Regions from separate parts of the Homo sapiens genome. Here regions 1, 2, 3, 4, 6 and 7 are each linked to region 5. A link is a contact called in ENCODE Hi-C or POLR2A ChIA-PET data. All regions are on one chromosome and are shown on one strand. Each heading gives the region's core, a stretch centred on a gene start or an enhancer-like site at or near the end of the contact. The rest is flanking DNA. Distances are from core to core; before and after follow the strand shown. Region 1 holds the start of TRMT61B (tRNA methyltransferase 61B). Region 2 holds the start of PPP1CB-DT (PPP1CB divergent transcript). Region 3 overlaps TOGARAM2 (TOG array regulator of axonemal microtubules 2). Region 4 overlaps PLB1 (phospholipase B1). Region 5 holds the start of YPEL5 (yippee like 5). Region 6 holds the start of SPDYA (speedy/RINGO cell cycle regulator family member A). Region 7 holds the start of FOSL2 (FOS like 2, AP-1 transcription factor subunit).

What was found. A loop is a pair of places that touch in the nucleus more often than their neighbours do. ChIA-PET counts read pairs that join two places held with the same protein, here RNA polymerase II (POLR2A). Pooled maps may share reads with other maps.
Region 1: a map of B cell shows a loop between it and region 5 (36-fold over the local background). The contact joins the promoter of TRMT61B here to the promoter of YPEL5 in region 5. A Hi-C loop is called at or near these places in 1 of 168 maps with a recorded cell type or tissue (B cell), 1 of 37 single-sample maps with no recorded cell type and 11 of 50 pooled maps. POLR2A ChIA-PET finds 5 or more read pairs at or near these places in 4 of 52 experiments (CD4-positive, alpha-beta T cell, CD4-positive, alpha-beta memory T cell, activated T-cell and 1 more).
Region 2: a map of naive thymus-derived CD4-positive, alpha-beta T cell shows a loop between it and region 5 (24-fold over the local background). The contact joins the promoter of PPP1CB-DT here to the promoter of YPEL5 in region 5. A Hi-C loop is called at or near these places in 2 of 168 maps with a recorded cell type or tissue (CD4-positive, alpha-beta memory T cell and naive thymus-derived CD4-positive, alpha-beta T cell), 4 of 37 single-sample maps with no recorded cell type and 13 of 50 pooled maps.
Region 3: a pooled map shows a loop between it and region 5 (5-fold over the local background). The contact joins the enhancer-like site here to the promoter of YPEL5 in region 5. A Hi-C loop is called at or near these places in 4 of 168 maps with a recorded cell type or tissue (CD4-positive, alpha-beta memory T cell, CD8-positive, alpha-beta T cell and naive thymus-derived CD4-positive, alpha-beta T cell) and 9 of 50 pooled maps. POLR2A ChIA-PET finds 5 or more read pairs at or near these places in 5 of 52 experiments (CD4-positive, alpha-beta T cell, CD4-positive, alpha-beta memory T cell, activated CD4-positive, alpha-beta T cell and 2 more).
Region 4: a map of CD8-positive, alpha-beta T cell shows a loop between it and region 5 (12-fold over the local background). The contact joins the enhancer-like site here to the promoter of YPEL5 in region 5. A Hi-C loop is called at or near these places in 2 of 168 maps with a recorded cell type or tissue (CD8-positive, alpha-beta T cell and naive thymus-derived CD4-positive, alpha-beta T cell) and 7 of 50 pooled maps. POLR2A ChIA-PET finds 5 or more read pairs at or near these places in 1 of 52 experiments (activated T-cell).
Region 6: a pooled map shows a loop between it and region 5 (9-fold over the local background). The contact joins the promoter of SPDYA here to the promoter of YPEL5 in region 5. A Hi-C loop is called at or near these places in 6 of 50 pooled maps. POLR2A ChIA-PET finds 5 or more read pairs at or near these places in 2 of 52 experiments (HEK293 and PC-3).
Region 7: a map of B cell shows a loop between it and region 5 (15-fold over the local background). The contact joins the promoter of FOSL2 here to the promoter of YPEL5 in region 5. A Hi-C loop is called at or near these places in 3 of 168 maps with a recorded cell type or tissue (B cell, naive thymus-derived CD4-positive, alpha-beta T cell and natural killer cell), 3 of 37 single-sample maps with no recorded cell type and 9 of 50 pooled maps. POLR2A ChIA-PET finds 5 or more read pairs at or near these places in 1 of 52 experiments (HepG2).

Annotation. Positions count from the first base shown.
Region 1 is chr2:28,868,284-28,872,080 of GRCh38, reverse strand. TRMT61B (tRNA methyltransferase 61B) reads left to right here and starts at 1,772. Exons shown (of 7, transcript NM_017910.4): 1 at 1,772-2,502. The coding sequence starts at 1,804. RefSeq lists enhancers at 1,430-1,579, 1,810-1,979, 1,594-2,118, 2,748-3,262, 3,263-3,778.
Region 2 is chr2:28,749,697-28,753,110 of GRCh38, reverse strand. PPP1CB-DT (PPP1CB divergent transcript) reads left to right here and starts at 1,355. Exons shown (of 5, transcript XR_007086259.1): 1 at 1,355-1,468; 2 at 2,726-3,414. It overlaps PPP1CB (protein phosphatase 1 catalytic subunit beta), which reads right to left and starts at 1,281. Exons shown (of 8, transcript NM_002709.3): 1 at 935-1,281. The coding sequence starts at 986. RefSeq lists silencers at 629-848, 1,339-1,528 and enhancers at 711-1,355, 1,659-1,868.
Region 3 is chr2:28,998,912-29,002,457 of GRCh38, reverse strand. TOGARAM2 (TOG array regulator of axonemal microtubules 2) reads right to left here. Exons shown (of 20, transcript NM_199280.4): 4 at 2,990-3,277. Among named protein-coding and RNA genes, the nearest start is that of TOGARAM2, 19 kb to the right of the region's middle. Within about 2 kb of position 1,802, at least 6 of the 41 ENCODE cell types and tissues checked have a DNase peak (open chromatin) inside an H3K27ac peak, as active enhancers do; they include CD4-positive, alpha-beta T cell and CD8-positive, alpha-beta T cell, where a contact is called at or near this core.
Region 4 is chr2:28,620,030-28,623,493 of GRCh38, reverse strand. PLB1 (phospholipase B1) reads right to left here. Exons shown (of 58, transcript NM_153021.5): 47 at 3,162-3,229; 48 at 2,851-2,894; 49 at 2,516-2,615. Among named protein-coding and RNA genes, the nearest start is that of PLB1, 130 kb to the right of the region's middle. RefSeq lists an enhancer at 1,615-1,704. Within about 2 kb of position 1,798, at least 34 of the 41 ENCODE cell types and tissues checked have a DNase peak (open chromatin) inside an H3K27ac peak, as active enhancers do; they include CD8-positive, alpha-beta T cell, where a contact is called at or near this core.
Region 5 is chr2:30,145,739-30,149,201 of GRCh38, reverse strand. YPEL5 (yippee like 5) reads right to left here and starts at 2,195. Exons shown (of 3, transcript NM_016061.3): 1 at 2,140-2,195. RefSeq lists silencers at 1,082-1,521, 1,812-1,981, 2,012-2,591.
Region 6 is chr2:28,808,985-28,812,446 of GRCh38, reverse strand. It overlaps SPDYA (speedy/RINGO cell cycle regulator family member A), which reads right to left and starts at 1,613. Exons shown (of 8, transcript NM_182756.4): 1 at 1,500-1,613. RefSeq lists silencers at 1,583-1,832, 1,863-2,012.
Region 7 is chr2:28,391,218-28,394,986 of GRCh38, reverse strand. FOSL2 (FOS like 2, AP-1 transcription factor subunit) reads right to left here and starts at 2,129. Exons shown (of 4, transcript NM_005253.4): 1 at 1,165-2,129. The coding sequence starts at 1,266. It overlaps FOSL2-AS1 (FOSL2 antisense RNA 1), which reads left to right and starts at 315. Exons shown (of 2, transcript NR_103831.1): 1 at 315-439. RefSeq lists enhancers at 11-511, 512-1,012, 1,168-2,099 and silencers at 1,130-1,306, 1,793-2,912.

The sequences.
Region 1 (3,797 bases), core at 523-3,022, 1.3 Mb after region 5:
GCCTGTAACCCCAGCTACTCGGGAGGCTGAGGCAGGAGAATCGCTTGAACCCAGGAGGCAGAGGTTGCAGTGAGCCAAGATCGTGTCATTGCACTCCAGCCTGGGCAACAAGAGCAAGACTCTGTCTCAAATAAAAAAAAAAAAAAAGAATAACAAGATTTATTTCATCAAATTTAAACAGAATTCACATTGACTTCACAGCCCTTTGAATATACTTGGACTTTAAGTTCAACTGTGCTGTTGACCAGTCTTTCCAAACGGTGTTACAGTACAAAGAGCATGGGCTGCTGAACCAGACTGACTAAATAGGAAACTCTGCAATGCCACTTGTCAGCTATGCATCTTGACCAACTTATTATTATTATGTTGCACGTGGGTCTTGAAATCCTGGGCTCAAGCAATCCTCTGGCCTGGGTCTCCCAAAGTGTTGGGGTTACAGGTGTGAGCCACCACTCCTGGTTTCCCCAAATTATTTAATCTCCCTGGGCCAGTTCTTTTACTCATAAAATGGATTTGTTTCTAACACAGAATTGTTGGAAACTTAAATGAGTGTCTAACGTGCCTCGTATTGCCAGACTCTCAATAAACTTTTGCCCAGTCAACTAATATCCAGCAAAGAGGCTAGCGATTTTTCTTTTTTTTTTGAGACAGAGTTTTGCTGTGTCGCGCAGGCTGGAGTGCAGTGGTAGCTCGATCTTGGCCCGCTGCAACCTCCGCCTCCTGGGTTCAAGCTATTCTCATGCCTCAGCCTCCCTTGTAGCTGGTATTACAGGCGTGCACCATCGCGCCCGACTAATTTTTTTCCCCCGAGAGGAGTTTTGCTCAGTCGCCCAGGCTGGAGTGCAGTGCCGAGATCTCAGCTCACTGCAACGTCTGCCTCCCGGGTTCAAGCGCTTCTCCTGCCTCAGCCTCCCGAGTAGCTGGGATTACAGGTGCGTGCCTCCACGCCCAGCTAATTTTTGTATTTTTAGTAGAGACGGGGTTTCACCACATTTGCCAGGCTGGTCCCGAACTCCTGACCTCAAATGAGCCGCTTGCCTCGGTCGGCTTCCCAAAATGCTGGGAGGCTAGTGATATTTAACGCTAAATAACTCTGGCCTCCAAAGATACCTGTTTCCATTTTAAGACACTTCTATTTCGTTTTGGGAGGGTAAACTAGTTATATTTTAATAATGAAAACATGTGTTACATAAGCACATAGTGAGTACTCGAATCAACCTCGGACTCTCCGGGCGTGAGGGGTGGGTGAGGGGACCGGCAGGTGGTCACAGCCCCATCAAAAGGGAGTTGGGGCTGGGGGATGTCGCGGTCAACTGGGAAAGGAGAGCCAATCAGCAAGTGGCGCGTCCCACGCCGTCTGTCAAATGCATCTGGGGGTTAGCTGTACTCATACATCTTGTGGGTGACTAGGTGACTTCCGTGTTCAAGACACAAGCGAGCTAAGCCTGGGATTTCAGTTTGCACAGCGCTTTGTTAAGTTTTGTCTCTCAATCTTGCTGTCCAAGAGCGAACCTGGAGGTCGTCTGTTAGCGGTAAATTCTTTACCCACATTCCGAAAAGGAAAACGGCGGCCGCGCGCGAGGACATATTCCTTGGATGGTCACTCAACCAGGACTCCGCTGCTCCCGCGCCCTAGCTTGACCTAGCGCACCGCCCCCTCCCCGACGCAGGCGCAGTCGCGGAGCTGTAGAGCCCCACGCAGCTGCAGAGCCATCGGGCTGCTGCGCCATGCGCGCGACTGGGAAAGAAGGGGTCGCGCTAGGCTTGCGTCACTCGTCTGCGACGGCGCCTTCGCGAAACACTATGCTAATGGCATGGTGCCGCGGTCCTGTCTTGCTGTGCCTGCGGCAGGGGCTCGGAACCAATTCATTCCTGCACGGCCTGGGGCAGGAGCCCTTCGAGGGAGCTCGGTCACTGTGTTGCAGGTCCTCGCCTAGAGACCTGCGAGATGGAGAAAGAGAGCACGAGGCGGCACAAAGGAAAGCCCCAGGAGCAGAGTCTTGCCCATCTCTCCCTCTGAGCATCTCGGACATTGGGACTGGATGTCTTTCGTCACTGGAAAACCTCAGACTGCCGACGCTGCGGGAAGAGTCATCCCCTCGAGAGCTCGAGGACTCGAGCGGAGACCAGGGCCGGTGCGGTCCCACACACCAGGGATCCGAGGATCCTTCGATGCTCTCGCAGGCCCAGTCCGCTACCGAGGTCGAAGAGCGTCACGTCTCCCCTTCTTGTTCAACTTCCAGAGAGAGACCCTTTCAGGCTGGGGAACTGATTTTAGCTGAGACTGGGGAGGGAGAAACAAAATTTAAGAAATTATTTAGGTTGAACAACTTCGGACTCTTAAATAGTAACTGGGGGGCAGTCCCGTTCGGCAAGATCGTGGGGAAGTTCCCCGGCCAGATACTGAGGAGTTCCTTCGGTAAGCAGTACATGCTGAGGAGGCCAGCCTTGGAAGACTATGTAGTATTGATGAAAAGAGGGACTGCCATAACATTCCCAAAGGTAATGCGATGGAGATAAGGTGTGTATTGGTTTCAGGAGGGGCAAAGACAGATGCAGTACTCAGTCCTGATTAATGTATTCAAAGACATCTCAGAACGTTTGGATTTTTTATTGTACTCAGGCTTTTAAAATAAACCAATGGTTATAACTTTTACATATCATGATGAAAATTAGCATTAGGGAACGGCTAGATTTTAATTTTAACTTAGGAGTCTCGAGTCCCTTATTTGTAAAATGTGGATAATAGCTCAACTTTCTGTTAGGGTGATGTGAACTCACTACGTACATAATAAGTACTAATTTTGTTCCCCATTACTCTTAAGTTTATAACTTCAGGACTCAAGAGAATGTTGAACTCTTAGGGAACAATTTTTTAGTACTACTATGATGATATTTTAATATTCAATAATCATGTTACAAGAGTATATTAACAATAGGTACATTACGGTGCTTTTCCCCTTTTAGGGAAGAAATAGAGTTTTATATTACAATAGCTAACATTCAACACCAAACATAAAATGACTATTCTTTATTAAAAAGTTAACTGCCTAAAGCCTAGTTTCAGTCTTTTTTTTAAGACAAGTTCTCACTCTGTCATCCAGGCTGGAGTGCAGTGTTGCGATCTTGGCTCCCTGCAACCTCTGCCTCCCGGGTTCAAGCGATTCTCCCACCACAGCCTCCTGAGTACCTGGGACTACAGGCATGCACCACCACCCCGGGCTAATTTTTGTAGAGACGGGGTTTCGCCTTATTGCCCAGGCTGGTCTTCAACTCGTGGCCTCAAGTGATCCGCCCACCTCGGCCTCCCAGTGCTGGGATTACAGGCGGGAGCCACCGCGCCCAGCCCTAGTTTGAAGCTTATGCTAATCATCTATTGCTAGCAGATTATTTCAATCCTTAGTCACAGTCCTTGAGTAGAATGTTCCTGTGTAACACAACTCCTCCTCCTTTCTCCAGATCAGGATTCATTCGTTATTTATTCAGCAAATTGACTGCCTTCCATACTCAAGGCACTGTTTAGGGAAGTATAGTGTTGAACTGCAGTCCTCACCCTCAACATAGACCTTACATTCTAGAAGGGGTGACAAAGAACAAACAAGTAAATGAAAGAATAAGGTCATTTCCAGTAGTGTTAAGTGTCATGAAGACAAATATATTAACAATGACATTGTTTTGGGTGACCTGGGGTATGAGCATACTTTATGTCAGGTGAGGAGAGATGGTCTCCAAGGAGGTACACTTGATAGGAAACCTAAATAAGGAAGAGCTTGCCTTGTAAACAGATCTAGGAAGAG
Region 2 (3,414 bases), core at 106-2,605, 1.4 Mb after region 5:
GCATTTAACTTTGAATAATATCCTGCAATGAATCAATACATTTAACTCCCGGCTAGTCCACCTCTTCGTTTTCCCCCCTTGCCTTCCCACCAACATAAAACTATTCAATAAGAACACTTGAGCCCGGAAAGTTCAAATGCTGCGTAGACCTACAAATACCTTTCGAATACAAGACAGGCTTTAAAAATAGATTTTCACTAAGTTTGTGCAGAAATTAAGCTCTGCTCAAATCAAATGCAAAAGCCAATCCCTTCAGCAAACCCATCTACATACATCACATTTCTTAGGTGCATCTTCAACCTGATCAAATATCTTGTCTTACAATTTTTTTAGGCCAAGTAACAAACGGTAGATTAATTCCCGCTAATTTTATCCTCTCTTTAAGAAGAATCCATTCTATATAGCATTGTGTAAAAATGCAGAGCAGACGAAGCAGTCCTGTTAAGGACAGGTTTATATATATATACGTAAAATTCACTCCCGGAACGACAATCGGAGGCAGCCAAGGGCAATGCACAAAGAGAACAGAGAAGAACAGTGATTCCACGGACGCACAAAGCCCAGTGGCAGGCATCCTCTCCCCATCCTCGGGTCACCGGAGGCGAGCACCACGGCGCGCGGAGCCCGGCGGCCTTTCCGAAAGGCTGTCTCCCGCAGACCCGCTCCGCACAGCCTTCGGCCGGCGGGCCTGGCCCCCGAGGGTCCGCGGGAACGGCCCCCTCTCCCCCGATCTCCCCTGACCGCGCTCCCAGAGGCCGCTCCCCCGCGCCCAGAGCCTCCTCGCCCCCTCCTCGGTTCGTCCGCCGCGCCGCGCTCCCAGAGACTCGTCTCGGGGCGGGAAAGGGGTCCCCTCGCGTTCCGGCGGCAGACGGGGACGCAGGGGTCGGCGGCGGTGCCCGACCTCCCTCTGTCCCGCGGCCAGGCGCGCACTCACCCTCCAGCAGCCGGGTGATGAGGCTGTCCACGTTCAGCTCCCCGTCCGCCATCTTGTCGGCACAGACTCTCCTTCCCAGCAGCGGGAACAAGGGCTTCTCGGCGGCGGAGGCTGCGGCGACGGCTCGGCGTTCTCTCACCTACAAGTCACGCGGCGTTTCGACCCCGGCTCCAACTCCCCCTTTTCCCGGGCCCTCCCCCCACCCCCTCCCCGCCGGGTAGCGAGAGCGCGCGCACACTCGGAGGCACCCACGGAAAATAAATAAATAAACAAGAGAGGCCCCCTCGAACAGGGCCGCGTCAGACCCAGGCCGCCACCTCCTCCTCCTCGGCACCGCCCAGCTCCGCAAAGCTCACCAGCGCCGCCGACGGCCCCACCCGCAGCGCCACTCACTCCGCACGTCCCTTGCGCGCCGCCGCGTCACGCAGCTCTCCGCGCAGGCGCGCGGTGCGCTCCCCGCCGAGGCTCCCCTCGACGCCTGGGCCGCCGCGCAACCGCACTGGAGCGGCTTCTCCCGCTGCCGTCTTCGCGCAGGTGCGTCGCCCTCTCTCCACGTCCACGGCGCCGAGTCTCGCCACGGTGGCGCAGGCGCCAGGGAGGTTCCCCGGCTTTGCCGCGCGGAGGAAGTCCCGGTTACGCAGAGCGCGCTGGGGCAGGGCTGACCTTCCCCTTTCTCTACTTCACTGGCCTCCTCCAGACGTGGTGGTTGCGCCCTTTCGGCCTCGCTTTCCGTTTTTTGGCTTCATCCCCTAGATCTGCAAACAGTTCCTCGTGTTTCTTCCGTTAGCCGGGAAACGCGAACTGCAGCGTTTGGGACCCGGGTTTGCGCGTGTGGAAAGCAAAAGGGGTTACTCTGCTGGAGTTCGACATTGCAAATAAAGGTCTTTATCCCCGGCGGTTCTACAAAATTAGTTCTGCAGGGATTCTGGTTGAAAGAAGCGTTAAAGTGGGCCTTGTAGGAGTCAGCAATAATCCAATTTTACATGGGTGCAGGTGGCTGCCTGTGTCTAGCGCTTTCACACATCTCATATCTTCATCCACGCCGTGGGTATTTTTTTTCCACGGTGTGTTTCTGTTGCTGCCTCCAGTATATTGCTTAATCATCCTACCTGGTAATTATTTATGCATTTTTCTCCTACTCTCGACTCAGCTCCTAGGGAATAAAAACACATTAACTTATCTTTGTGCCCACAGCACCCACCAAGTATTTCCATCACGTAATACTGCCTCTAGAAAGGCAGGAGGAGAAGCAGTCACGCTAAGGATCTAGGCAAGCCAGATCTTTTGTCCGGTTTTAGGAGGTGGCCAGCCCTTACTTATTCCACAAGTGTTTTTCCAGAAACTCAGACTTGATATTGCCTCAAGTCCAAGGCAGTGTGCTTCCCCCACTCACATATCACTAATAGTAGCTAACATTTGTTCAGATCCCTGTATGTACTCTGCCACTGTTTTAAATGTTACACCCGGGTTACCTCATTTAATCCTTACAACTGCCCTGTGAGGTAGGTACTATTATTATCTCTACTTTGTAGATGGGATTCACCGAGGCACAGACGGTTAAAAAACCTAGCCCAAATAACACAAATAAACAGCAGAGCATGCAGTGCTAGAGTCTGCATTCTTAACAATTGCTATATTCTCCCTCTCCGTGAATGTGGGCTGAGATGCTGAAACAGGCATGTGCTGTGGGGGAGAAAAAGCTTTGTCCAACCAAGTGCTTTCTAATGTCCAGATGACATAGAGCTAGGATTTCCTAATGTCTTTTTTCCCCTATTTTTCTCTCCATTTCAGGGTTGAGTTTGTGCATCGATTGTGAACACAACAGGCAGCAGGCTATAATGGTGGTCCTGGCTGGAGTAGTTTTCACAGACTTCAGTAATCTGTGGAGATGAACGGGCAGTTCTCTGTAGTTTTCACAGATCACTGCCAGTTCGTTTTGAGGCCTTCAGGAGTGAAGACCTGGCTCATCATCACTCTTTGTTGTTTTGTTAAATTTATTTACACCCTACTTTATTCCAGAGGAAAGGATTTAACGTAGTTTACATAAATGTGTACATCAGGGTAAATTAAAAATAAGTACAGAGAAAAATAGGACAAAAGAAAACCGTGAGTGTGAAAGATAAGATTAAGCCAGCAGTTTTGTATGCAAAATGCATGGTGTAAGGTCCTATTGGTTTGCTGGAGGTAGGCCACACATATGACTCTCAGTTTTCTAGCAACCAAGAAAAAGATCAGTTGCAATCGGAGTAGGTGTTTTGGCTAAGCTGGAACTAGGACTTGAATATAGCAGCTTGTAGAGTTATACCACTTGCCCAAATCTCTTCCATGAGCCTCTTTAAGTGTAACAGAATGCCTGGGAGCACGTAAATGCTCCTACTTAGATGCCTACTTAGCCTCTAATTTTCATGGGGCCCATGAATCCCATGAAAAAGAACTTTGAACCCTGTCCACAATTAGAGTTCAGGTATACGCAGACATGT
Region 3 (3,546 bases), core at 553-3,052, 1.1 Mb after region 5:
GGGCCTTCTGCCCTGGGAAGGACTGGGATGGCGAGGAGAGAGATCAGATCTGTCCCCAACCCCACCACTGGTAGACTGAGCAAGCAGCCACTTCTGAGTGTCTGTGCCATTCCAGAAAGGGCCAATCCAAGTTACCTGTTTAGAATTCAGAGGCAGCGTGGGAAGGAAGGGAAATAAAAGCAGTGCCAGATCAGGAGGAAGCATGGCAGGTCCTGGCCGTGGGTAGAAGCTATGTGACCTCGAGCAAGGCACTGTCTCTCTGAACCCCATTACACTTCTGTGAAATGGGGTGATTCAATAACATCACTTATATAAGATGCCAGGCAAGTACCTGCCACTGTTTCCCCTTCCTTTTCGGCTGGTGATGTGGGGCGTAGCTGTTTTGACACAGCTAACATAGTCTAAGACAGACCGCCACACTTCCAGCTCCCCTCTGAATGCTTTAGGTGCCCAACAGACATCTTCAGCGCCCTGTGCCCCACCCCATCTCACCCCACAGCCATGCCTCAGGCAAAGGCACAGGGCAAGAAGCACTGGGTTGGGCCAAGAGCTCAGGGTTATCTTTGTAAATATCAGTGATGAGGAATAAAAAAAAAAAAAAGACTAGCATTTTAACTTTCATTCTGGCCTCAACAAAACCACTGCATCAAAACAGCCAAGTCAGGCCAGGCGCAGTGGCTCACGCCTGTAATCCCACACACTTTGGGAGGCCGAGAACGGGAGGATCACTGGAGGTCAGAAGTTCAAGACCAGCCTGGCCAACATGGTGAAACCCCATCTCTACTAAAAATTAGCCGGGCGTGGTGGCACATGCCTGTAGTCCCAGCTACCGGGGAGGCTGAGGCAGGAGAATCGCTTGAACCTGGGAGGTGGAGGTTGCGGTGAGCCGAGATCGCACCACTGCACTCTAGACTGGGCAACAGAGCAAGACTCGGTCTCAAAAAAAAAAAAAAGATTAGCTGGGCCTAGTGGTGGTTGTCTGTAATCCCAGCAACTCAGGAGACTGAGGCAGGAGAATCACTTGAACCCAGAGGTTGCAGTGAGCCAAAATCGCACCACTGCACTCCAGCCTGGGTGACAGAGCGAGACTCTGTTCCAGAAAAAAAAAATTAAAAAAAAATAAACCAGCCAAGTCAAAATATCATCTCTGTTCCTGCACACTCGCTCCCCTCCTGGCTTCCGGTGCTGGTTCTGTTCTGTCTTGGAGCACTGTTGTGTTGTGGTTAGCCTGTGGGGAGCTGAAAGGATGGAAAAGAAGGGGTGTGGTCAAGTGGAGACTGTGCCACTTGCCGGGCCACCTTGAGCCCCAGCTGGGTCAGGGCACAGAGGAGTCAACTCAGCCTCAATGCAGGGGCCAGAGCAGCCCCAGCACTGCCCGGGGGCCAGAGATCCCCGGCCCTCCATGCTTGCTGAGGGGCCTGATAAGTCTATAGGTCACTGCCCATCAGAACATTAGGTAGAACAACTCCATTCTTTTTTTCCCTATGCTGGAACTTTGTAAAAAAGAAATGAAATATCTAGAAAAGGGCTTCAAGCCCCTAAGGGAGAGAGTTGTTGGTCTGGCAGCTCTAGGAGTTGTACCTACTGGAAGTTCTAAGGAAGCTTCTCGGGCATTCCAACCCCACCTTCTGCCTCCATAATGTGCAGCCAGGACAATTCCTCCCAGAGGCTCCCTGGCATTGTCCTGGGCTCCCCGGGAGCTGGAGACACCCCACGGCTCCAGGGAGAGGCTCAGCAGGTGGAGCAGTCTGCACAGGGGAGGGGAAGAACAGCCAACCACAACCCCAGGCTTGACGGCAGCAACCACGTGCCTCTTGAGAGCACTTCCCCTTTCTTCCTAAGACCTCAAGACTTCTTATTGCTCTTGTTACCCAAGAGTTCATTCCGCTGAAAAGAGCCCGTATGATTCACCCAGAAGAGGAGAGAAGGAAGGAAAATAGTAACAATGTATTAAGTTCTTCCCATATGCCAGGTGTTGAGAATTCTGTGTACAAGTTTTCATTAAACCCCCACAGTAACACAGAAGTATTATTAATAGTGTCCCCATTCCACAGAGGAGGAAATCGAGGCCTGAAATGTTACCGACCTGCCCAAGGCCCCAGAGCCAGTGAGTATCGGGGCTAAGATTTGAACTTGGCTTGTCCACCACACAGATGAGAGACAGTATAAAGTGCCTGCTGTTGAATCCCTTGTTCATCTGCTCAACAAACGTTTCTTGAGAGCCTCCTAGCTGCCAAGCGACTGTGCCTCACACCGAGATCTCAGTCACTGCCCTCTTGGAGCTGACAATTACATGCAAGATTCAGGTTTTAAATAGTCACAAAAGTAAAAATATAAATGCAAACCATGAAAAGAACTGAAGGAAAAAAATGATAGGGCATTATTGGAGAGCATCCTAAGGGGCAAACTCACATTGGGGAGTCAAGGAGGCCTCTTTGAGGAGGGCTTTGAAGCCAAGAAGGGAGGCTGGGTGGGGATTTTCTGAGTGGGAAACGGAGGAGGGGTGGGGGAGGAGCAGTGGCTCTAAACCTCAGGCAGGAAAGAGCCCACAAGCCCCAGGCCCTGGACAGCAGAGACCGAAGGCAGAGAGTGACACAGTTGGGGTGAGGCCAGGGCCAGAAGGTCTTGTGCATAAGGGAACATTTGGGATCTTAGTCTAAGCACATCCAAAACCTACTGGCTGATTTTGAGCATAGTTGGTGGAAATGGGAAGAACATTTGCTTAAAAGGATCCTTCTGGAGCAAGACTAGAAGGCGCAAGGGTGGGAATGAAGAGGCCAGTCGGGAAGCACTGCAGAGCCCGGGAGGGAGGCTCAGCTCCAAGGAGGTCGCTGAAGCCATAGAGAAGGTACCTGGTATGTACCCACCGATCACCCCCAGGGCATCCCAGCATGCCACCTGGAAGCCTGCTGACCCTCACAGCCCTGGAGGCCTGCGGCCCTTGACCTGGAAGTGGGTGGGTGAGGGGTGGGCAGGGGCCAGTGCTCACCTCGGGAAGACGCTGCCAAGCCCTCTGAGAGCCTCCTTTTCTTGAGCTTGTCCTTAATCTGGATGGTGTCCCTGGCCACGCTGTTGGCCTCTGACTCCGGAGAAGGGAGGAGCACCAGGGGCTGGTCCCCCAAAGACAAGGCCCTGAGGTTCCTGGGGTGACCATTCCTTGCCTGCCAGCCCTTGGAAGGGGTGTCCAGCTTGAGGCCACCCAGCTGTCCGAGTCCACGCAGGAGCTGTGACGGTTCCTCGTTGTTCAGCAGGGCTCTTGGCTCAGGCTGGAGAGAACCTGAGGGGGACAGAGGTGTGAATGGCTTGGCACGCAGTACCCAGGGTGGCACCAGGCACCAGCAAGCTCCTTGACATTGCTTCCTTCTAACAGGCAGCCACTTGCCTGGTGAAACCCAGTCATTTAATGTTTCAGTCACTCCTGGGGACGAGTCATTCATTCGACAGTGTCTCTGAAGCACCTAATCTTCACAAGACCCATGCCACAAGGTGCTCAGGACAAAAGGGGGAATCCACAGGCAGTCCTATGGCAGCACAGACAAGAGGCCG
Region 4 (3,464 bases), core at 549-3,048, 1.5 Mb after region 5:
TTTCTGGTCAAAGGTGACCACAGAAGTGCCTTTAACCTTTTAACAGGTTCAAGGTGTGACTAAGAGAATCCATGGGCAATAAGCCCTCGTGGGTAGGAGGGGAAGTTACAAATGCCGCTTCTTCCCCTCTTCCTAGCCATCTTCTTCCCATCCTTCAGGCCCAGACCAAGTCCTACTTTCCCTTGAGCCTCCTCTCTGGGCTCCCTGATCCACACATCTTGCATTTCCTTTTTTACCCCAGGGACCAGTGGTTCTACTTTCAGCTCTGCTACCAACTTGCTGTTGAGCTTGTACAAGTTGCTGAATCTTGCTAGGATTGACTTTTCCCATCTTTTAAAGGAAGAGGTTGGACTGGATGATTTCAGGGGTCCCTTCTGGGTCTGCATCTGTCTTTAGACAGTGCAGTTCATACTGTGTGCTCTTCTGTTCTCTTAATTGTACTCCATGCGAAGCACTGCATTGTTGCCATACCCAGCATTGTCTTTTTCAGAAAGTTATTTCCCATTTGTTTAGCCTCCTTACCTAGAGTGCAAGCTCTTCGTGGCCAGGGAGTTCATCTTTTGATTCCTTTGTATCTTTTATTTATTTTTAATTATTATTATTTTTGGAGATGGAGATTCATTCTTGTTATCCGGGCTGGAGTGCAATGGCACGATCTTGGCTCACTGCAGCCTCCACTTCCTGGGTTCAAGTGATTCTCCTGCCTCAGCCTCCCGAGTAGCTGGGATTACAGGCGTGTACCATCACACCCAGCTAATTTTTGATTTTAGTAGAGATGGGGTTTCACCATGTTGGCCAAGCTGGTCTTGAACTCCTGACCTCAGGTGATCCACCTACCTCGGCCCTCAATGTGCTGGGATTACAGGTGTGAGTCACCATGCCTGGCCCTTTGTATCTTTTAGTAACCACCTTAGGGTTCACTCTTTTGCAGGTGTTCAATGAATTCTTATTGGTTGATGGAAGGAAAGTTAGATGAAAAAAACTTTGAAACTGAAGATCCATTATTAAATGGCAAACTTTTGGTACATTTGTACTGTACTGCTTTTTTGGTGGGTATTATGTGTGGTACTACATTCTTTTCACGGATTATTTATCTCATTTAATCCTTATGACAACCCTGAGAAGTACTATTATTATCCCTATTTATTGCTGAAGAAACAGACTCAGAGATGCTAGGCAACTTGCCCAAGGTCACACAGCTAGCAAGCCTTGGAGCTGGAATGTAGACACGAATGATCTGATCCCACACCCTATGATATTAGGTGTTCTGCTATGGTTTGTATGTTTCTCTTTAGGTGAACTCATCTGTATCTATGCTAATAAACAACAGAATAGAGATAAAGGAAAGTTATAGAGCAATTATCCAACCTCCCTTTCTTAAGTCAATGGATTACTTTCCTTTCCCCTAACATTGGACATCAGAGATACCCACAAGGAGCCCCATGTTCTCAACTACTTCCCTGGCCACTGACTTCATCTGGCAGAGGAGCTGAGCAGCGGTAAAATAGAAAAGGCAATAAGAGAAGTGAAGTGAGAAAGGAAGAAGGGGCTTGATTGTCAACAGAGTGAGAAATCACCTCCTGGAAAATGAAGCCTGTACTGTACAAGAACAACAAAATGATGATGATAATAACAATAATAACAGTAATTAGATGTTGCTATAATGACCTCATAAAGCCCAGTTTTTGCAGAAAAATAATTTCTTCCTGCTCGTGACGTTGAGGAACTGACATCGCTTCCTGTGGCTTAGAGACTCAAACAGAGCATGGGGCCCACGTTACCACTTCTGAAAGGAACATTCCCTGTAAACAGAGTGAGTCAAGCCAGTGTCGTTTCCCTGGTGATCGGAGCATAGTGATCCTTCTACAAGGCATACACCCAGCACGCTCCATGCAGAAAATCAATGAGCCTGGTCAGGCATTTCAGCTTTAATTATCTGAGTTGTTGTCAACAACAGAAATCCCAGTGAAAACAAACAGCCACCATGCTGTTTTGGGGGCCCTGACATCTAACTCCCTAGTGTCAGAATATAGCTTTTTCAGAGCCAAAGACTGAAGTGAGGTGGGGAGAGAGAAAGGGCAGCTATCCCCCGGGTCATGCACTCAGTTGTCGAGGTGCTGAGAGCCACCCTGCACGTTTGACCTGCTGGGCAGGAGGTGGAGCTGGAGCCAGCAGGGACAGCGCCCGGGTCCAGGGCAGATGTGCGCCTCCTGCTGCCCTGGAGAGGCGGTAATAGCACAGTGGTCAGAGCAAAGGCTCCTGATTCAGGCATGGTCTGATCCTGCCTCCTCTGATAACTTGCTGGATAATCTTGGTGGTTCTGGAAAGCTTATAAGCCTCAGTGCCCCTGTCCAAGGGTGTGAGGATCTCAGGAGATAATTCACATAGAAAGTCCTGCACAGCTGCTATTGCCCCTGGGACCAGGCTTCTGGACACCACCCTCCTCTCCTCCGGTTTCCCACCCTGATGTCTCAGTCTTGCCTTCCACTCGCCCTCCTGTACGGCATCTACTCACCTAGCTCTGGCCCCTTCCGCTGCCACATTTAGTCCTGCTGTCCCCTCCCAGGTGCTGGTAGAGAAGCCAAGGAGGTAAGGGTTGAACTTCTTCAGAATGTCTTTAGAGGAGGAGGAGGAGGAGAAGAGCACAGGTGAGAGCCTGCAGGACCCTCACAGTAACTGAGATGAGCATGCAGGGTGGGGACATGGGTGGGACACAGGAGTTCTGGGGCTTTTCAGGGCTGGCTGACTTCCCTTCTTGCAGATAACCTCCTCTTCCCCTCCTCCAGCAGGAAGGCCCTGGCCCCAGGGAGGACGGCCACAGTGATGGTGCCTCTCTGGGCTGCTACTTACTGGGCAGTGTGGTGTGAGTCTCCAAGTTCCCATCCCCTCCAATGCTGGGGAGGAGAAAGCATATTTGTTAAACTCACACCAACATGCTGCTCCCTGTGTCAACATATGCACAAGCCAGAACCGGAACCGGGTTCTGGGCCCCTGGGGCGTCTCTCCCATCACCCTCAGGGGTAATGCAAGCATTGAGTCTCCTGTCTCAGCGCTGGGACCTGGGGACCCAACTGCATCCCTGGAGGGGTGACAGGAAACACACTACTCACACCTCTCTGAGAGAGCATCATCAATAGAGCATGCATCAAGAACATCCTCACCTCCAAGAGAGTCCCCTCCAAGATGTGGGTAGGTCACTGGAGTTGTTTGGTCGAGCTCCCACTGCTGTCTGTAAAAAGCAAAAAGAAAGTTCAGGGCTGGGGTATAGGCTGAGGGCACTGGAAGAGCCTCCTCTGGCCCTGGGGTAGCAGCTAGGACCTGGATTTGCCTTTTCTAAAAATAGTACCGGCTTTTCTCCAGGCCATATTAAACTTGGAGTGGTCTTGATACATTCTTCTCCTCAGTTCTTTACCTACAGCCAGTAACCAAGTCCTGTTGGTTCCTCCTTTCCACTCTCCCTAGCA
Region 5 (3,463 bases), core at 946-3,445:
AATATTAGAAAATAAGACTAGTCATTTCACTCAGGAAACCTTGTGTGTTAGTGCACAATCTGAGTTGGTCATCCCCCGCTAAACCCTAGCAAGACAATTTCATGGTCTCGTTTGTTGTGATGCAATACCAAAAGCCTCTAACTAGATGGATTGACGTGTAATTTACCTGTCTGGCTTCCCGACTCAAGTGTCAAGTAGCAACTTCAGGTCTAGCTAAGGTTCAGTTCCTGCATTACACTGACATTACTACACAGGATTATCTTAAAACTGACACTGATCTCTATAGTTATTCACCATTAAACCTAGAATGATATTTTAGGCACACATATACCTAGGACTACCTTCATGTCTCGTGGACTGTTTTTCAGAGGGTAGTAGCTGCTTTAATTACTTCTTTTCATAATTTTTGGCCTTATTTCCTTTCACTTTTTTCTAAACCTGTTTATTTTTCTCATTACTTAAATAGAAAACAGAAAAGGGAAATTAGTCTAGAGAAAAGTTCGCAATGATCCAACCAGGTAACATTATTTTCCAAGCTACATATATTTTACTAACGTCTCATAACTTGCTAAAATTATTGCTCGACTTTGTCCACGACTTTTGATTAAGTTATAAGCTTCTAGAGAAACTATTCTAAATTCTTTGTACTTTACTTCTTACCTAACCCAGTACAAGTATGCGATAAACTTTCAGGAAACGAATTCACCAAAGCACTTCACTTCTGGCATGAATATGTACCCTGGGAACACCACAGGCCTTTTGGTTCCTCTTTGGTGGAATGCAGCTGCGACGCTCTATATGTGGCTATGCAAAGTTAGCTAATATCCTACTCCTCCCAGTTTCTTCACCACCAAGTCTACTAATTTTCCAAAAACACAAGGTTAGCCCGAAGTTACTTCAGGTTTTCCATCTGTCAAGACGACGTAGAATAAAAATCCTCAGATTACCAACAGATCTCTGTAAACAGAAAAAGTTTAAAAATAAATGAGCTGTACAGCTTCCCAGACTCTCCCTTGAAAGGGAGATTAGTTGGTATCAGGATTAAACAGATCTTTGTAGTATTTCAATTTCCCACTCCCGCTGATCCGGACACTCATTTGTCCCATCTACCTGCAGAGAAGGTACAGGAAAGGGGTTGCAAGGGCACGCCCACCCTCCCGACTGCAAGCGGAGGGAAGGCCGCAGCCCGAAGCTGGCGGAGCTGGGCCGGCCCGGGCGACCCCCGGGTGGGCTCACCCGGCAGCCGCAGTGGGGCCCGCGAGCGCCCCCGCCGGCCCAGCTGATGGAGGCCACGTGACGCCAGCCGGCCAATCGGGAGGGACCGGGGCGGCAGAGCGCGGCGGCGGCGGTGGCGGCGGGGCCTCCCTCGGCACAACAAACACGAGCAGGAAACAGCTGAGCGGGTGGCCGGGGGGCTCTCTTGGTCCCGACACCCGGCGGGCTGCCCAACCGTCACCCTGCGCTGTCAGTCCCGGGTCCTCTGGGCAGGAGGGCGGGGGAGGCGGACGTTCATGGGGGGGAGGGGGCAAAGGGAGACACCGCCCCAGCCCGGTGGCTGGGCCGCTTGGGCCGGGCGTGGGCCCTGCTCAGGACGGTTCACGCCGTGCGGTCATCGCGGCCCAAACAACTCGGTCAAGTTCCGACTTGGATTCGGGGCGGAGACCGGGCGCGCCCCCGACTATGCGACGGGTGGGGGCGGGGCAGCCGCGGCGCGGCGCGGCGGGTTGGGGGTCGCGGCCAGACCGTCCGCCCAGGGGGCGCCGTGGGCCTCGGCGGCGGGCCTCGGAGGACGCGACGGGGAAACGGGGCGGAGGCGCGGGCGCCGCGCGGAGGGGTTGCGGCTGTTGTCGCACCGGTCGCCCGGCTGCGCGGCGGGGGCGGGCCGACGGCGGCCGCCGCGCCAGGCCTCACAAAGAGCAAACAGCCCCGCGCGTCCGCCCGCGGTCCCAGCGCCGGGGCCCACCCTGAAGGATCTGGGGCGGCCGCTCTGGGACCCCGGGAAGAGCGCGGCGAGGAAGAGGCACTTCCTGCCTGGGCCCCCCACCCTGGGCCGATTCCCGAGTGCCTCGAAGCCGCCCGACCCGAACGGGCGCCTCAGTCCCCACCGGCCCCGAGTCCAGCCCCTCCCGCGGGACTCACCCTGAGCGGCGGTGAGATCCGCGGCTGCCAGCGGCTTGTCGCTCTTCAGCTGGTATGAAGCCCCTCGGCCACCCGAGTCTCCAGGTTTAGTCAGGCCCTGGCCTTGGCCCCGCCTCTCCCTGGTTGGGCCTCAACGTCAGTCACCCGGCGTGGCTCCGCCCCCCCGCAGTCAGCTCTCCCGGTTGGCCCAGAACGCCCTTTATTTCTAGGCCCCGCCCCTGTCCTCGGCCTCCTGCCTTTTTCGCGGGGCCCCGCCCCTTCTCTGGCTCACCCTCCCCCACTCCCGCACCCCTCCGCTTCGCGGCCCACCCCTCTCAGAAGCCGCAGACCCAGGGCAGGCTTGCGACAGCTCGCCCCGCCCCTGACCCAGCACCTCGGACTCGTACAGCCAATCAAAGAGGCTAACTCTGCCCCTTCTCTCGAGGCGGCCAATGTAGTCAGTCTGGGGACCCACCTCCCCCTTTCAGCTGAGCGCACACAACACAGCATCCACGTGAGTCAGCTTCTTAAAGGCGAAGGCTTGGCCTGTCTAATTGCGGCAGCTGCGAGACATCGCACGTCATTAGCGTCACCAGGTAGCGGCTGGAGCCGAGCTTCCTGATACCTAGTGAGCCGCGGTGATGACAAATGAAAACAATAAGCTGTTTCCTAGACAAACAGCTGCCTAGGTAACTAAAGTGCACCGTGTAATTCGTTTCTTGGAGGCCGTTTCCCCGACCACCCCTGGTAGAGGGCTGCCTTTTGCTTTCAAACCCCTAGCCCTCGAGTCTAAGCGCATAGGCACTCCTAAGAAACATCTGTGGATACAGGATTTTTCAACTGCGCTTGACTTTATTTACAACTCATTTGAATGTTTTTTCTGGGTAGTGGAAATGATTCTCAAAAAGATGAAGAAATTCAGTCTTCTATATGGCGAATTTCTGCCTCAGAGAGTGAGATTTGTTCATTGCAAAGAGCAGCTGTTCCCTTAACCCTTATCAATGCTTAAGATGGAAGATGTTGCTTCTCATTCCATTAGAGTTGCCCAGGTACTTACATCTCTGTTAGCTGACTTTCGGGATAAAACCAAAATATTTGATGACGCATACCTCTCAGATTAAAAATGTAGGTTAGCATTTGGGGCTAGTTTGCAACATGTTTAAAGTCATTATTGGTGGAAGAGAAGCTGCTAAGCAAATTCTAGCACTTGACTCCCGCTCATCCCCAAATCCACAAGTATTTTCATTTAGTTCGTCTGAAGTTTACCTGAGCATCAAAGGCAAAAGGACTAGTTATCTTTTAATAAGTGAGTTTTCCAGGAGATAAGTTTTTTTGTTTGTTTGTT
Region 6 (3,462 bases), core at 364-2,863, 1.3 Mb after region 5:
AAATTCTAGAGGCATCTGAAATAACCTCTTCTCTGGGGGGTGATATAAAGGGTGGTGGTTCCCAGCCATAATATGAAACAAGCAGAAGTTGTCTGGGGATTCATTTGCCTATATGAAAAACCTAATAGCAATATCCATTGGCAACTCAGTCAGGACAGGCAAGTAAGCCTTAACTTCCTTATGAATGCAGTCACACACAGAGAATATGTGCCAGACACTGATGAATGTGTTACATGCATTATCTCATTTAATTCTCAAAACATCTCTGTGTGGTAGGTATTATTTTATCCTTATTTTCTAGATAAGAAATTTGAGGCTTAAAGAAGTTAAGAAATTTCCCAAAGGCTCATAGTAAGTGATAAAGCTAGAATTTGAATGCAGAACTGACATCAAAGTCCCATATTCTTTAACCAGTAAATCAGTTTTAAATATTAAATAAAATCATGTGTAAAACACTTGACACATAGTAAGCACTCCAGTATTACTTATCGTCACCTTGCCAAGAAAACAAAACCAGCTAACCCCAGCTATAAGGCGATCTCGGATCACTGCCACCTCTGCCTCCCGGGTTCAAGCGATTCTCCCGCCTCAGCCTCCCGAGGAGCTGGGATTACAGGCGCCCGCCACCATGCCAGGATACTTTTTTTTTAAGTTATTTTTTGTAGAGACGGGTTTTAGCTCACTGCAACCTCCGCTTCCAGGGTTCAAGCGATTCTCCCGCCTCAGCCTCCCAAGTAGCTGGGATTACAAGTGCGCACCACCATGCCCGGTTAATTTTTTTTTTCATTATTTTTTTGTAGAGACGGGGTTTTCGCTGTGGGCTGCTCTCGAATCCTGGCCTCAAGGATTCGCCCAACTCGGCATAAGGCTTTTTAAAAGATTGAGGCTAGGGGCCCTCCAGTCCTACTGGATGTCATGTAAGAGAATCTTCGTGAATTCTGAGAAATGAGCTACGGGCCTGGTACTGAGACACAGCAGCTCAGATCTCAAAATTCTGGGGCAGACGATCTTGGGGACAAAAAGAGGTGTTTAATGGGACATAAGGAGGTAGGATTTATCAAAAAGACCCCCCAAATCTCCATTCCTCCCACAATAAAGGCGGCAGGCACACGTGGAGACGGGAGCGCCTGCCCAGGGCCCTCCCTCCGAGCAGACGGCCGAGCTTCGGGAGCAGCCTCCGGTATCGGCCCTGCCCGTCCTTCCCCTGGAACCTTCACCCGCTACGCCGCCGGGCGGAGGGCGGCCAAAGCCCCAACCTGCGCGGCCACTGCCTCCCTCGCCAGGTCCCTCAGCCCAGAGCCCGCTGCGGGGAGCGCGTGTGTCGTCGCCGCGAAGGCAGCTGAGGGCGCCCACGGGAGGCGGCGTGAGGACGAGGCTGGAGCGCTGCCTTCTCATCTAAGGCGGGCGGTGGGGTCGCCGGCGAGCGAACCCAGGGACCGGGCACACTCGAAACTGGAGATTCGCCTGCGAGGCCCCTTCCCGGGGGCGAGCACAGGTACCTGCGGAAGCCCGGGGCTGCGCGGGAGAGGGCCGGGCAACGGCGGTCAAGGCTCCGTCGCAGCGCTCCTGGCCTCAGACGGTTGCTCGTCGGTCGCTAGCCAGCAGCGGTACCCGCTCTAAGGTCTCCCGCCAACCCGGAGCGAGGGAGCGCGAGGCCGGCAGGGGCCAATCAGCGCGCACAGCCGGCCGAGGGGGCGGGGCCTGCCTGGGAGTGCGCGCCGGCGAACCCCGCCCCTCCCTGCCCCCCGCCCGCCCGAGCCTCGGCCGCGGGCCTCCCTCCTCCGTTATCCCGCCTGCCCGCGCAAAACTCACACAACCCTCTTCATTCGACCTACCTCCCTTGGGCACGTCTCGCAGTCAGGCTTGCGTTGGGGCCGTTTACTTCCCTTCGATTAGACAACCAGGCCCCCGGGGCTGGGGCTGCGGCCTCCCCTCCCCGCCCGGCACACGCGGGCACAGCGTGGTTACCCTGGTTACTCAAAAGGAAGAGGCCGCTTGAACTGAGAAAAGCACAACGTGTGAATACGGTGGCTTCTTGTGAGAAGGGGCCATTCTATTGTAACTGTGAATCTGCAGCAGTAATCTTTTTGGCTTTGTCCTAGCCTTTGACTACGTGGGTGCTTAATACATGCATGTTGAATGAACAAATAAAAAGAATTCTAAACAGCTTTTTGATCCCATCCTTTCCTTATGTCCCTCCTAAGGTATAACCGGCTTTTTCTTTCTTTTTGAGACTGAGTCCCGCTCTGTCGCCCAGGCTGGAGCAGTGGCACGATCTCGGCTCACTGCATACCTCTGCCTCCCGGGTTCAAGCAGTTCTCCCGCCTCAGCCTCCTAAGTAGCTGGGACCACAGGTGCCGCCACGCCCGCCTAATTTTTAAACATGCCTTGTAGAGCAGAGTCCTATGTGGCCCAGGCTGGCCTTGAACTGAACTCAGGCAATCCTCCCACTGGGATTACAATCCTAAGCCACCACACCCAGTGTAAATCTTTTTTTTTTTTTTTTGGTCTCCATATCACGGCTTTTTTCATGTTGCTAGTCTTTCGAAACGTTTTCAATGACTGCATAATATTCCAGAGTGGATGGACCATTTAAGTCATTTCAATATTTGGATTGCTTCCAGATTTTTTGGCTAATACAATGATTACTCTTAAAAGGCAACCTGGCTCTGCCTACTTGTGGTACTTCCAGCAAATAGCTCCTCAATCAGCAGTTCTGAAGAACGAGTTAATTCCTTCCTTCTTGTGCTTCCACACACAGCACAATAATGACAAATTCACCTACAAGTACGAGGAGGGGGCCAACTGGGAACTTATTTTTCCTTACACATGCCCTTGACTCTTTCTCCCTGGCCTATAAATGGGAGAATGGGCCAAGAAGCATCAACTGGTTGTGAAAATCTTGAGGAAAATGGCTGCTTCAAGCTTCATTCCTCTAGCTTTTCCCTAAGGATCCTTCCTGACTTCTCTCTGCTCTTCCCCTTGTTTTTGCAAGGTACCGGTGTTGTGATGATTAATTTCCAGCCTCGAGTATAAAATATTTACTGAACAATTAATGTCCGCTACATGAAAAACACAGAGGCATGGCAAGTACCACAATGATGAAGACAACATGGCCTTACCTTTCTAGAGCTTCCAAGCTAGACAGATATGGACACAACTAAAATACAAGGCACAGTGAGTTGTGCCATGAAGGAAATGCAAGTGGCTGTATAACGCACAAAGTACAGTTATGAGAAGGTTCTTTAGGATCCCAAAATCTTTACAAAGGAAACATGTAAAATTTGCATATAAAAGCCAGCAAATACACATAAATATTCATTAAGCTATCAGGGAAGCAGCTTATTGCTTAAGTTTTGACTTCAAGTAAAGGGTTACTACCAACTAAGCCTTCTTGAGTGTTCTCATTCCTGAGTTTGTTTTGTTTTTTAAACTATGTTGGTGTGTGGAGAAAAGTGAATA
Region 7 (3,769 bases), core at 880-3,379, 1.8 Mb after region 5:
AAAGAGAGCCACGTTCCAAAATTCTTTCCAGCTGAGTCCACCCCTCCCTGGAAGCCCACCCTAGCCCCTTCTAGAGGCCAAGGCCACCGCCTTATGGAGCATGAGCATCCCTTGCTGCAGCCAACTATGCTAGACTCCACAGATGCTGACCACGGTGGGCTTCATGTTGTATTGGGCCTGCGTTAACCCAGCTCTCTCTCGAGACAGAGCGGGTGGGGGAGCTGCAGCAGAGGGCAGACACGCCATCAGCACCCCCCCGCCAACAGCACCTTCCTGGTATTTATAAACACAGAGATCACACGCACAATCCCTCCAGTGCAAACCAGTCCGGCTGCTTTAGAAACAAGTTGTTTTCTGCTTCCAGAACCACCCAGGAGCCTGCGTGATGTCTCTTCCCCCACCCGACCCCCTCTTCCCTCTGCCGGTCTCCTTGCTCCAGGTACCCCCAGACCCTCAAGGTGCTCCTTCGTTCCTGGGGGGCAGTGCAGCCTCCTGTCCGTGATCCTTACAGAAGACGGGTCGGCGGGGGGGCAGGCAGGCAGGCAGGGGGCACACAGGCGGCATGAGCCAACCAAGGCTGGCTTCTTCCTTCCTGACCTTCGCACCTGATTCCCAGAGCGGCAGCCCTCGCCCTCGCTCCAGATTACTTGAAGGAGTCCAACCATGTTTCTGGGTCCCCAACCCCTTTCAGAAAGGAGTTATGACTGATGGAGAACGGGGAGGAGAGAGAGAGGGCTTTCCTGAAGGAATAGGGTCCCAGGATGTCGAGAGGTGCCAGTGGGTGCAAAGATTTTCTTGTCTGTCCACCACCCAGAGAGAAGACGCGGGGCAGGGGTGGGGGGGGGGGGGCAGACACTGGGGAGGGGGAGTAGTTCTTGGAAGGAGGTAACAGGCTCCTGGTAGGGGGCCTACAATTCCAGGAGTCTATCTGGGTAAAATATAACGTGAGAGGAAAAGGGCATGTTGTCTCTTCAAGCCCACTCTCCAATCCCCTAGTTTAAAAGGGGGTGGGGGGGAAGGGGAGGACGAAAATCCAGAACTTACAACGGTGGCCCGTAGGTATTTTCTCGCCAAGAAAAAGAAAAGAAAGCAAAAGAGGCAGTGGCGGCGAGAAGAGGGCAGGGGTCCGCCCGCGCCGCCAGGTGCACCGGGGCCCGCACCTACCTGCTGGCCGCCGCCGCCGCTGGAGTAGGACTCGGCGTGCGCAGGAGAGCCGCTGCTGCCCCGGGACGAGGTGTCAAAGTTCCCGGGATAATCCTGGTACATGATCCGCGGTGGGGGCCGGAGAGGAAACAGGGTGTTTTTCTTCCCCCGCCCTCGCCGCGGCCGCGCACCGGCTGCTGCGCGCTCGTTCGTCCGCCGGCCGCGCCGCGGGCTCTGGGCTTCGCTCCTGGGTTTCTCCCCCACCGCGGAGGGCGAGGACAGGGAGGCGGCGACACCTCAGGAACAGCGTCCCCCGAGCGTCCCTTACAGCACTTCTTTCCGGCTCTGCGAGCGCCGCGGGACCAGTTGTCCACCCGATCCCTCCCTCTAAAAAGTCGGCGCGTCTCTCGGTCCCTCCCCTGCGCGCGCCCTCCCGCCCCCGCGCGCAGCCGGAGCTCAGCGGGGACCCACGGCCCAATCAAAAATTGGAAATTAAAAAAAAGATTAGGAGCCCAGCGAGCCTGGCCTGCCAGCCCTGGGGACCCCCGATTTCAGACAGGGCCAAAAAGGCGGAAAGAAAAGCTGTCCGCTGGGAGAAACTTCTGTTTCTTCCTTTTAGAAAAGGAGCCGGAGAATAAACTTCCCGTGGCCGACTCGCCGCCCGAGTTTCGGGGCGGCTCGGATACTTGACTAGGAGAAGGCGGCGTGCGCCCGTCCCGCGGCCCCGAGCGCGCCAGGGGGACAGCGGCTCGTGGGGCTCAAGTAGAGCTGGCGCTGAGAGGGACGCGGCCCCGCTCCCCGCTCCGGCGCCCAGACCCGCACCCCTTCCCCGGAGCCCGCTCCCGGACGGGCCCGCCTCGCCCGGCCGCGCCTCTCCCTCTCTCTCTCTCTCTCTCTCCCTCTTTCTGTCCCCGCCGAGCGCCGCTCGTTCGCTCGCTCGCTGGTTCGCTCGGAGCCCTAGCGCTCTGCCCGAGATGAGTCACTACAATGGCACGAGTTCAACTCACACTCTTTATTCTCCAGCCCTGTACCATGTGGATTCACTCACGTCAACCCCAGACTCCACCTTGCAGGGAGGAGCGCACGAGGAGGCGGGGGGAGGAGGCCGCGGAGGAGGAAGAGGCGCGGGAGGGGAGGAGGCGGGCGCAGCTCTCCCCTCCCAGCCCCGGCTCCCGGCCGCGCTGACGCCAACCGCGCACCCCGCGCGAGGAAGCCAGGCGGTGGCACGGGCGGGAGCGGGCGCCACGCACGGTTCGGAGGCGCCGAGGCAGCCCCGGCCCTCCCCAGTCCCCCGCTCACCCCCCGGGCCCAGCGCCCTTGGTCTGTTCCATTGGCGCACGTTGCCAAAGATGGTCATTTGCGTTAGAGGACGCGAGTGCGGGTTTCCTCGCTTTCGGGTGACGTGGAGGGAGAGGGATTCCCTCGCCCGCTCCCGAGTGCGCTGCGGCCTCTCCCCCGCCCTGGGAAGGGGCTCGGGGCGGGGCCCCGAGAGCGGCCGCGCGGGTCTCGCCTCCGGATTTTAGAAAATAATCACAGCCCTGACGGCGAGACGGGCGGTTCGGTGCGGCGCCACCGGGAGGCCGGGAGCCGGGCGCGCAGAGCCGCTCGCAGGGAGGGCGCGGCTGCGCGCGGTCGTAGGCGCCCTCCGCGGCGCCGCCGAGTGCAGCGGGCGCCCCGGGCGCGCAGGGTGCCCGCGCCGCCCTGCGGCCGGGTGTTGGCGGGGCACGGCGCCGGGCGGGGCTGGCCTGCCTATTTTTCCCTCCGTGGCGGTCTGCCTACCGGTTCCCTTTTTGTTTTTTGTTTTTCATGTTTTCGGTCCTACAGTTAATTCGTTAGGAGTAGCCTTGAAGATGAAATTAACCAGTCAAGACATTCCGGCCGCCCTATACGCCGGGCAATTAGGACGCATCTAATAAGAGTAATCGGGCGTTTATAAGCAAACTCCAGACTGTTACGAATTAAAAAAAAAAAAAAAAAGCCAGCGAGAGGGTGTGCCCCAACGTTGTCGTCTTCAGCTGTTTTGGAGCGAAGTTCAGGGCGCGGGTTGCCGGACATTTGGGTCCTCCTCCCTCGCTGGGCGGGGCTGGGAGGGGCGCGGCGCAGGGTACAGAGCACAGACCTTAGAGCAGGAACGCCCGGCTACGCTATTTACGAGCTGTGAGATCTTGGACGAATTCCTTAACCTCTCTGGGCCTCAGTTTCCTCCTATAAAGTGAAGGAGTTTGGAGACATGACCTTAGGCCCTTCTCTGCTCTGGAGCTCCAATCCTTCCGCTGAGATGATGGTGTGTGTGAATGGAGAAGTACTGTAGCGGAAGTCAGGGAACTTAGGTTTTGGTCCAGGGTCTGTGTTAGCCTCAGTTTACCCAATTCTTAAGTAGCGCCAGCCATCTGTACCCCACAGGGTCCTTATGAGGACCCAATGTTAAGAGGTGTTGAGAGTCCATTGCTGACAACTCGCTGTGCACCGTCACACAACTTCTGTCCTCAGTTTCCTTATCTGCAAAGTGGGGGTGTTGGTAGCAGAGAAAAATAGAGCCGGGAACGCGAAGCTTTCCTGGGGCTCTATATAAAGCGCTGGCATTTCCGGGACGGCTGGCGGCATCTGGCCGCCCCAAGGGCCCCAA